Regions from separate parts of the Homo sapiens genome. Here region 1 is linked to region 2. A link is an interaction called in ENCODE POLR2A ChIA-PET data of the cell type or tissue named here. Cell type or tissue: HepG2. All regions are shown on one strand. Each heading gives the region's core, and the rest is flanking DNA. Links, peaks and the distances in the headings are about the cores only.

The links. ChIA-PET counts read pairs that join two places held together with the same protein. Peaks named below come from ENCODE experiments on the same cell type or tissue, not always from the same donor. Only the 100,000 strongest peaks of a DNase experiment are listed, where the experiment ranks them.
Region 1: POLR2A ChIA-PET joins it to region 2 with 11 read pairs; 6 of 35 experiments call an interaction of 5 or more read pairs at or near these places.

The regions. Positions count from the first base shown.
Region 1 is chr20:44,352,644-44,358,016 of GRCh38, reverse strand. HNF4A (hepatocyte nuclear factor 4 alpha) reads right to left here and starts at 2,318. Exons shown (of 10, transcript NM_175914.5): 1 at 2,164-2,318. The coding sequence starts at 2,212. It overlaps R3HDML-AS1 (R3HDML antisense RNA 1), which reads left to right and starts at 2,775. Exons shown (of 4, transcript NR_184036.1): 1 at 2,775-2,998. It overlaps HNF4A-AS1 (HNF4A antisense RNA 1), which reads left to right. Exons shown (of 3, transcript NR_172878.1): 3 at 1-1,273. RefSeq lists an enhancer at 4,487-4,986. In HepG2, for the core only: no CTCF peak of the experiment used is centred there; DNase peaks (open chromatin) are centred at 2,366 and 2,656; H3K4me3 peaks cover 2,383 bases.
Region 2 is chr20:44,300,233-44,305,605 of GRCh38, reverse strand. It overlaps FITM2 (fat storage inducing transmembrane protein 2), which reads left to right. Exons shown (of 2, transcript NM_001080472.4): 2 at 1-2,766. Among named protein-coding and RNA genes, the nearest start is that of FITM2, 8.3 kb to the left of the region's middle. In HepG2, for the core only: no CTCF peak of the experiment used is centred there; a DNase peak (open chromatin) is centred at 3,135; H3K4me3 peaks cover 944 bases.

The DNA.
Region 1 (5,373 bases), core at 147-5,146, 53 kb before region 2:
GTTCCACTGCCCCAGGACAAAAGTGCTCATTTTTTGTGGATGTACTGCAAGGTCACTGGAGTTCTCCTTTCTCTGTCCAGCCATATCTGTGGCCTAGAGCAGAGGGCCAGCAACAGCTGGATTGTGTCAAGTCTCGAGTCAGATGACATTTTTTGTTTGTTTGTGTTTTTTTTTTAATCTTGAACCTTAGTTTTTTCTTCTGTCCTTGGAGATTACAATATTATTTATCTCAGACAGCCGTTTGGAAAATGAAACAGCTGTCTGAGAGATAATAGTAGAACATTCACTAACCCATTCATCCATCCATTCACCCACCTACCTGTCGATAGAAGCAACCATTCTAATAATTGCTGAATGTTTGCTATATAATGAGTATGACACAGGAGCAGAGATGAAGAGACATGAGGACATCCTACAAGGTGCAGAGACGTGGGAGACAGTGAAAGGCTGTCAGGTTATATTATTGTATCATCCTTTAAGAGACACTGTGGGGCCTTCTGTTCACCCCTAGCTTAGCCTTATGACCTGGGCTGTCCTTCCCCAGAAGCTGTCTGGCCCCTTTGAGAGACAATGTCTTCCCCTAGCCACAGGTTCAACCAAGTCATCCATTGGCATCTATACTCCAGGTCTTAAAATTGTGGATTAAGGGTGGCCTCACCCTTAATCTCCTCTATGCTATCTCCTCTAATCTCCCCGCTCTCTGGGAGATAGGTCCTGTTGTTATCTTCATTTTACAGATGAGGAAATAGGTTCAGAGAGGGGAAATGTCTTGCCCAAGGTCACACAGCTGGTGTGTGGGATGGGTTCCCAGGCTGTTGGTTTCTTCAGCCTCTGCCATTTCCAGTGCATCACATATTCCTGTTTGATGGGGGTCAAAGCAAAGAAGATTCTTCCTGACTAGAGTCAGGAGATCAGGCCCTGATTCTGTCATTCCCTGGCCCTCTGTCCTCAGCAATTGATGACATAAATGTTGATTGTGTCTTTGCAATGCACGTGGTATCAAGGGCTTTACATCCTTGTTCCCCACGGCATCCACCATGATCTTAAGACACATCCTAGTCCTGTCTCCACTTCAGAAAGAAAGCAAGAGGCACGTGAATGTTGAGCCGTGTGACAGAGTCACAACTAGACCCCGAGGTCTGCTGGATTCCAGAGACCAAGTTCTGTGCGGGTGTGTGATTTGAACAGGTTTATAAAAGGCACCCAACTTTTAAAAAATCCAAAATGTGTCCCCAAAAGATAAAACATTCTCTTGAATTTCCCTCCTCAGAAACAAACCTGTCACCAATTTTATTGTGTCATTCCACGAATTTTCTATGCGTGGAATGTACACGTATACGCGTGTGTACATATATACATCTATATCCGTTTCGCTATCAGCAACTACACAGTTCTTCAGTGTACCGTTTTCACTTAATTTAACTGAGAGGTTCTTCCCTGTCACACACAGATGTGCGTTGTTTCCTTGAACAATGGGATAGCATTCCACTGTAAAGACGTCTCACGCTTTATTTACCCGTCTTCCCTCTGCTGAGGGACATTGGGTTGCTTCCAATGTGGGGGTCACCCTAAGGAGTGAGCCTGAGCCTTTCACTCTCAGTAACACATGCTTTCTAGCCCTGCATCTGAGTTTCACACGTCCGCACAAGATATTCTCATTTTCCAACGCTCCACCCTGCGCGGCGCTTTCTACCTCCTCCCCATTATCCAGAGCCAACGGAGGTGCGGAGCGACCGAGCTGCCCGGTCCCACGCCCAGCTTGATAATGCACCAGCAACGTGACCTAGGCCCAGCAAGCCTCTCCTGGTGGACCTCAATTTGCCCCGCATCGAAACAGGACGGTGCTTCCAAGCCCCACCCTCTGTGGGGTTTTGGAAAGACCCCTGAGATGCATTCCCAGGAAGGCCTCTGGACAGACAAAATGAGCCAAGCCTCTGCCCCAGGGCTTCTCGGCCCCTCCCAGCACTTCTCGCACCAAGCAGGCCATGCCCCGGCTTGAGAGCTTAGGGAAGCGGTCACATTGCCTCCGTGGGGCTTCCTGCCCTTCCAGAGGAGCTCCAGGAGGAGCTTTGGGCCCGTAAGAAACACACGGGGAGGTGTCCCATGGCCTCCCAAAGCTGACCGCAGTCCCGCCCTGTCCAGTCTTCCCCCAGCCCCACTTACCGTAAGAACTCTCCACTGGAGCCCCGAGGGGCGCGTTCACGCTGACCATGGCCAAGCCCACCCAGCCGGAGAGCTGGGGGCATGGAGGAGCAGGGGCCCGCTCACAGCAGCAGCACAGCCACCAGGAGCCCGTCCACCAGGAAGGCGGTGAGTGCGGCCAGCTGCCACCGCCCGGTTATCTTATTGATTCTTCTAATCACCCAAGGTGGGTGGATACGTTAAAGAGTAACCAGTCACTTAGGGAACCCGCGGCTGGGGACTGTTGCTGTCTCCATGGCAATGGCGACCTGGCCAGACCTGAGGTCCACTCGGGTCCTAGTCCTGCACTCTGGGGTTAGGGGAACCCAGAGCCAGGTGTATGGGGACATCAGCCCCCCAATTTGAGGACAGGGCCGGAGCAGAAGGGGCTGGAGAGGTGAGAGTCCAACCTGGGTTGGGTTTTATGGCTCCAAACTATGGGTGTGTCACCATGCAGGAAGTAGTGGGAAAACCGAGGGAGGGGCAGAGGAAAAAAGGAGGGTGGAGAACTGTGTTTAGTGAGTGCCTACTGGATGCTGGGAGTTGCATACAGGCGTTACCATATTTAAATTAAACCTTGAGATGAAGGGACTGAAGGACAGAGAGAAATTGCATGCCTGGAGTCTCACTGCTAGTACATAGAGGTGTTATCTTCCTTTCATCTAACATATTTATTGAGCACCTACTATGTACCAGGCCTTGTGCTAGACTCTGGGGATATGGAAATGAGCAAAGTAGATGTACCCCCGAAACTTGTGGACTAATGGAGGAGACGGACCTTAATCAGATCGTCATTCAAAGATACTATTACAAACTGGTGAGTGATATGAGGGGTGGAGAAACATGGGGCTGCCTCCAGGCCAATGGGACAAAGTCATCCTGTCTGGCGTCTCCTCTGGTCTCCTTCCCCATTCTAAATTCAACCTGCTGCTGAAACTCACACACTCTGTTTTAGCTCCCTGGCATGTTAGACACCTGCCACCTAGCTTTTTTTTTGGAACAGCCCCGTTTCTTTTGTCTCAGTTTTGGATCTCACCACCTGCTTGGGGATTCTGAAATCAAGGTCATTCATCCTGTTAGAGAGAGCTGAAATGAGAACAGTGAAACAAATTCTGGACTCAGAAAAATCAGAAAACTCCAGCTCTATTATTTTCTTGCTGTATGTTTTTTAGTAAATTATTTCATTTCCTTATAGGAATACCTAGCTCATAGTTTGCCCTGCTTCTAAAATAGCTAATTGATAATATTCCTCTTCTCTTCCCATAGTCTCTTTTTTCAGCTTTATCAATCACCTCAGAGGGACCTTCAGCCCCTACAGATGGGCATGGGTTGCATTAAAATGTCCTTTCTTTTCTAAAACAACAGTGATAACAAACGTTAGATTTTGGGGCCGGGTGCAGTGGCTCACGCCTGTAACCCCAGCATTTTGGGAGGCCGAGGCGCACCGATCACGAGGTCAGGAGTTTGAGGCCAGCCTGACCAACATGGTGAAACCCCGTCTCTACCAAAAATAAAAAAATTAGCCGGGCATGGTGGCAAACGGGAGGCTGAGGCAAGAGAATCGTTTGAACCAGGGGGACAGAGGTTGCAGTGAGCCAAGATCGTGCCACTGCACTCCAGCCTGGGCAACAGAGAGAGACTCCATCTCAAAATAAATAAATAAATAAATAAATAAATAAATAAATAAATAACTTCGATATTTTTTAAAAAAAAGTATTAATATTCTTGGTCGGGTGTAGTGGCTCATGCCTGTAATCCCAGCAGTTTGGGAGGCTGAGGCAGGTGGATCACTTGAGGTCAGGAGTTTGAGACCAGGCTGGCCAACACGGTGTAATCCCATCTCTACTAAAAATACAAAAATTAGCTGGGTGTGGCAGCGAGCACCTGTAATCTCAGCTACTCGGGAGGCTGAAGGAGGAGAATCGTTTCAACCTAGGAGGCAAATGTTGCAGTGAGCCAAGATTGCACTACTGCACTGCAGCCTTGGCGACAGAGCCAGACTCCATCTCAGAAAAAAAAAAAGTATTAATATTTTTATATGGGGGTGGGGGAGGTTTGCTAACCCTATGTCAATTTCCCAAAATGTTCTGGAGATTTAAGTGGTACGTAACCCCCTGCATGAAGTGGCGTCATGAGGTCACATAACTACGAAGGAGCCAACACAGAACTGGAATTCAGCATCATCTGACCCCAAAGCCCGTGCTATTTCAACAGGTCTCACATTGCCTTCCTGAGCACCAGGATAATGAGGATGACAACCACTGGCATTTATGAACTCTTTAGTTTGTCAGCATTGTATATTCTTAACGTCATTGAATTGTCACTGTCAATATTCCCATTTTACAGATGTAAAAACTGGGATTCAAGAAGTTTCATTAAATCTGTTCTTTTTTTTTTTTTTTTTTTTCTGAGACAGAGTTTTGCTCTTGTTGTCCAGGCTGGAGTGCAATGGCGCCATCTCGGCTCACTTTAACCTCCGCCTCCTGGGTTCAAGCGATTCTCCTTCCTCAGCCTCCCAAGTAGCTGGGATTACAGGCACACAGCACCACGCCTGGCTAATTTTGTATTTTTAGTAGAGACGGGGTTTCACCATGTTGGTCAGGCTGGTCTGGAACTCCTGAACTCAGGTGATCCACCTTCCTTGGCCTCCCAAAGTGCTGGGATTACAGGTATGAGCCACTGTGCCAGGGAAGAGACAAGCCAAAAGTGCCACTGTAAGGTGGGAATTCCACGTGATCTCTTCGGTTTTCCATTTCTGATACTGCCTTCGAGAGCCCATTCCAAAAAATAAAGTAGGAAAGATATAGTCTAAGAACAATGAACTCACAACAGTGTCCTTAATTCTCTCTCTCTTTTTTTTTTTTTTTTTGAGACACAGACTTGCTGTGTCACCCAGGCTGGAGTGCAGTGGTGCAGTCTTGGCTCACCGCAACCTTCACTTCCTGGGTTCAAGCAATTCTGGTGTCTCAGCCTCCTGAGTAGCTGGGATTACAGGCGTGCCCCACCATGCTTGGCTAATTTTTGTAATTTTAGTAGAGACAGGGTTTCACTGTGTTGCCCAGACTGGTCTTGAACTCCTGGCCTCAAGCTATCTGCCGCCTTGGCCTCCCAAAGTGCTGGGATTACAGGCATGAGCCACCACGCCCAACCTCTTAATTCTCTTATTTCACTCATTTCCAGCATTTGGAAGCT
Region 2 (5,373 bases), core at 276-5,275:
GGTGATCCACCTGCCTCGGCCTCCCAAAGTGCTGGGATTACAGGCATGAGCCACCGCGCCCGGCTCAGGCAGGGTTCTTTATAAAAACAGCCTGATGCCTGAAGGACACTCTCTGGTTGTAATATTTGTTTCATCCATGAAGTGTTTAAATATTGCAACTGACTTGCGATTAGCCACCAAAACAGGCCCTTTTAGATGCAGTGCCTCTCCGACCAAGTATTGGATGATTCATACGTAATGGACTATGATCATTTTCTGTCCATGTTTTCTATTACTATATGCTGGTTTTTTTGGAGCAATAAGATTACTTTTTTTCTGTTCTATTTTGAGCGAATCCTTTACAGTTTTTGATAAGAACTGTGACATTTGTTCTTTGTTGATAAAACTCCTGAAAATAACTCACAAGGCCAGTGCTGCACTCTGGCACATGTAGGTTGTTTTGAGGGTTTGTTGGTTGGTTGGTTGGCTGGTTGATTGGTTGGTTGGTTTAGAACACTAATGTACTTGTTATGAACCAAACTCTGGTCTTACAGTCTTAAATTCCACCTCATGGGGCTGTTTTCTCTGTTAGCAATGAAACCTGGGCCAGGTGTAGTGGCTCACACCTATAATCCTGGCACTTTGGGAGGCTGAGGTGGGAGGATTACTGGATCCCAGGAGTTTGAGACCAGCCTGGGCAACATAGTGAGACCCTGGTTTCTATAAATAAATAAGATAATCAAACCAGAAAGCAGGCATTTTAGTAACAGCCTGTTGAATTTTAAGGTGAATCAAGGTAATTTTGCAGAATGCGTTCTTGCACCGAAATGTCCCTGACCACATATCAGTGGTATAGACTGAACAGTGTGCTTCAGGGTCATGTGCTGAGTGCACTGATCACTCTGCTGTGGCCCAGGGCATCTGTACCTGTTGGACAAGATTATGATAATTCAGAAGTGAAGTAAAATGCCTCCCTCTGATGGCAAAAAGCCAACCTGTTTGCAAAATCACCCTTATTGAAGGGTGGCATGGCTGTGGTCCCTCCCTCCTGTTACTTGCATCACCAACCAAACTAAACCAAACCATACCTGGGCCTGTTCAGCTGGACTTGAAATCAGTTTCCTTTTTCTCTCCCCTTTGCAGCACTTTTCAGTTTCCAGCTTTGTCATTCTGTGGCCTTTGCTGTGACAATGCTGGGAAGGGTTAGAAATCCTGTCACCTCCATCCACAAAGGCACAGTTCCACGCCCTGTGATAAGATATCCCCTCTTCTCTCCCAGACTGTCTCCTTAAGCCTTTCAAACTGAGCCCCTTGCTGTTGGGGTAATCACCCTTAAGGCCGCCTTGATGCCCCTCTCTCCAATCAAGTCCAATAGTAGCATTAACTGAGAAGCACTACACCTGACTGGCTTCACTGAAGCTTAAGTGGTTGAGGATGAATCTTCGGTGTAAAATCTTTTACTATAAGGATATATTTTAAATATTTCATATCCCATCAAGTTGGAGGTTAATTTTATCCATCACAATGAGTCATGATTTGTTGCACCCAAAAGGAGCAGAAACACAGGTGATGAGATATGGGAGGTGGCACCATGGTGCTTTGGAGGCGTTGGTAAGATGTGACCCTCTGTTGCCTATGCCCATAAACCAGTGGTGGGAGTGGCCATGGAGTAGATGGCAGGGGCTTGTTGAAGGGATTGAAAGCTCTCCTAGGCTAGGCATGGTGGCTCACACCTGTAATCCTAGCACTTTGGGAGGCTGAGATGGGAGGATCACTTGAGGTTGGGCCAGCCTAGCCAACATGATAAAACCCCGTCTCGACTAAAAATACAAAAATTAGCCAGGTGTGGTGGTACACGCCTGTAATCCCAGCTACTCGGGAGGCTGGGGCAGGAGAATCGCTTGAACCCAGGAGGCAGAGGTTGCAGTGAGCTAGGATCACGCCACTGCACTCCAGCCTGAGCGACAGAGTGAGACTCTGTCTCAAAAAAAAAAAAGGCTCTCCAAAGTGTCATGTTCAGCACCAAAAGGGAATAGGCACAGGGTGACCCCAGAAGTTCATTTGTGACACTTAAATCTCCAGATATTTATCCCACGTGGGTCTGATGCGGGCTCAGCACTAAATTAACTGTATGTGGAAAGTGTCAATTGCAGAGCCTTCTGTATCGATGAGGCTTCCGCCACTTGTCCATGCTTAGCCCCCTTGCCTCTTCCTTGGGAGCATGCTTTCTATTCCTATGTGAAACAGCCTGACATAAGTGAAAGGATTTGGGCTCAAGCAAACATGAGATGTGGGTTCATATCTTGGCACCACTCCTGATAGCTGTGTGATCATGGCAAACCTCGTTTTCATCGTCTGTCAGGTGGAGATGAAGAGAAATGGTGCATGTAAAGTGCTCAGCATCTGTGCTTAGCAGGCCATAGTCTCCCTGCCTCCTTTTTCTTGAGTAAGCCTTTAGAACTTTCTGACTCCTCTAGAGAAGGCAGAGAAACGAATATATTTTGGGTGCCATTTGGAGTCTGGGTCTTTTGTTAAAATTGTCCTGTATTATGTTGAAAAGTGTCGGTTACCCCCAGGCTCTGGGGGCATCTGTGATCATAGAATACTGCCATGCTTATTTTGCCTTTCTATGTTGAGATTAATTCACTGACGCCTCATTTTCCACGTGCATCTGTCATAGTCTGGGTACCAGATTGTATTTAGAGAATGGCTCTTGCCACTGTTATGTACACACAGATCGTGTGTGTAAACAAGCAAATTAAAGTAAACTGAGATAATGAAATCCCATATTTCAGCATTTTGTGTGTTCTTTTCTAATACTCTTAAGGAAGCGCAGAGCCCAATAAACCTCAGCGCACTTCGTGAAAGTAGGTAATTCTTTCTCAATTTAACTTGTCATATACGGGTTATTTTATGGCTAGAGTTGCTCCTGTTTTTCCCCGTATGTCTTGTAATATAAATGCATGTTCAGACATGTATTTATTAGCTTGACTTACTCCTTCCCTGTGTGCCACCTTCATGTCTTACAGTCCTGAGGTCAGGATCAGCCAGACTTGGGAGCAGTTCTCTTGGTAAAAAGTGAAGTAGGCCTCACAGAAGCAACACTGAAGAGCACTTTCAAAGTTTACTCAGATGAGGTCACCTTTGCAAGTGCTTTGTAGTCCTGGAGGCCTGTACACATGTGAGAGCTTCTTGTGCCTTTTAGTGCCCACTCGTTTGTCAGCCTGACCTGCTTGGCACGTCCAGGAAGTGTCTGTTGAAAGCTCCGTGGCTCCAGGATCAGAATCCCCTCCTGTTGCAGAACTTCCCTGTTCAGATTCCTTTGGCAGCAACAAACCCTTCTTGGGCTCACACTGTGAGCTGGGAGCTGGGGTGGAATGATAAACTCCCCTCCGCGTGGAGATTGTGGTTCAAAGTCCATCCTTTTGTAGCTTAAGCTGTGTGCTGGTGTTGCAAAGATGAATTTGGTCCATCTCTGCCTTGGAAGAGTTTTCACTCTCATGGAGAAGAACCAATCCTGCCATAAAGGGTTCTGAGTGCTGGGGCAAGGTCAGGGCCAAGAACATAAAGCAGGGAACAACCAGAGGCCCTGGAGAGTCAGGGAATATTTTCAAAGAAGGCAGCAATTCTTTGGGTTTTGATGGATGAGGAGGAGTTCAAGCAGTTAGGCAGAGAAGGGAATCCAAGGCAGTGGGGACAGCACACACAAAGGCTCATAGATATGTTACCATGATTTTTATGCGGACATCCATTTTCAAGAAGCCTCACTTTCCTGTCATTTTTAAAAGCAACTGAGATTGGAAGGAAGTTAGCCTTAAAGGACTGTGAGTGGAGATCATAGATACTCCCTGCTGTAACATAAAGAGCACTCAGTGCTGTGGTTTGAATATATTTTCCAAAGTTCATGTCTTGGAAACTTAATCCCCAATGCAACAGCATTGAGGTGGGACCATTAAGAGGTAATCAGGTTATGAGGCCTCTGGCCTCATGAATGGGTTAATGCCAGTATTTGGGGAGTGGGTTTGTTACCATGAGAGGAGCATCTTTATAAAGGATGAGTTTGTCCCCTAGCCCCCAAAATCTTTGGCCCTTTTGCCTTCCACTATAGGATGATGTAGCAAGAAGGCCCTAGCCAGATGCCAGCCCTTTGATCTTGGACTTCCCAGCCTCTAGAACTGTAAGAAGTCACTGTTCTTTATAAGTTACCCAGTCTGTGGTCTTGTGTTATAGCAGCACAAAATGGACTAAGATGCTCAGCTGGAAGTTAGAGCACCTGGCTTTGAGGTGGGTTCTGCTGCTGGTTTTTCCACTCTTTTGTGTGACCTTGAACTAGTCACTCAACATCTCTGGGTTTCAATTTCCTCCTGTAATAAACGATGGGGTTGGACTGGATAATCTCACCAACTCTTTGAATCTTTTCTACTGTTTCTCTGTTCTGCTTGATGAAAAGTTCTTCCCAAGCTGACTATGGCTTTTATTTTTGGAAACAACATGAAAAGAAACTCCCACTCAGAGCTGTTGTGGCAGCTGGTTTCTTGGTGAATGATGGGGGAAGCAGACCTCTGGGTGGACTTTGTTGCAGCCCTGCCTCCTTTTTCTCTACATCAACACACAAATGTAGTTCAGGCCTGGTTGCGCATGTTCACATAGGTTTAATGGACATGGGGAGCTGGACCTAATTCCCAGAGGAATAAACTGCAGAGGTCTTATTTATTTGTAATATTTATTTATTTATTTGAGACATAGTCTTGTCTTACCCAAGCTAGAGTGCAGTTGCTAGTGTCGGGTCACTGCAACCTCCACCTTCTGGCTTCAAGCAGTGCTCATGCCTCAGCCTCCCACGTAGCTGGGATTACAGGCGTGCGCCACCATGCCTAGCTAATTTTTGTATTTTTAGTAGAGACGGGATTTCACCATGTTGGCCAGGCTGGTCTCGAACCCCTGACCTCAGGTGATCCACCCACCTTGGCCTCCCAAAGTGCTGGGATTACAGCAGTGCGCTACTGTGCCTGGCCAGCTCTTTTAAAAAGTCTCAAAAATAAAAACATTTTTGAGAGCTGTCAAGAAGGTAGGTTCTGTTAGGAGAAATCCTTTACAGTTTAAACACCTTTAGAAACTGTCCCAGAAACCTCGAATACAGTCTCTGGGGAGTTTTAAAGTTGAACACACACAGTACAGAAAACAGGGATTCTCATACCTTAGGAGAAGGGAGGTAAGCTGGTCGCACCTGTTTAGATAGCAACCTAGCGTGTCCGTAATTGGTGGGTTCTTGGTCTCACTGACTTAAAGAATGAAGCCGCGGACCCTCGCGGTGAGTGTTACAGCTCTTAAGGTGGTGCGTCTGGAGTTTGTTCCTTCTGATGTTCAGATATGTTCGGAGTTTCTTCCTTCTGG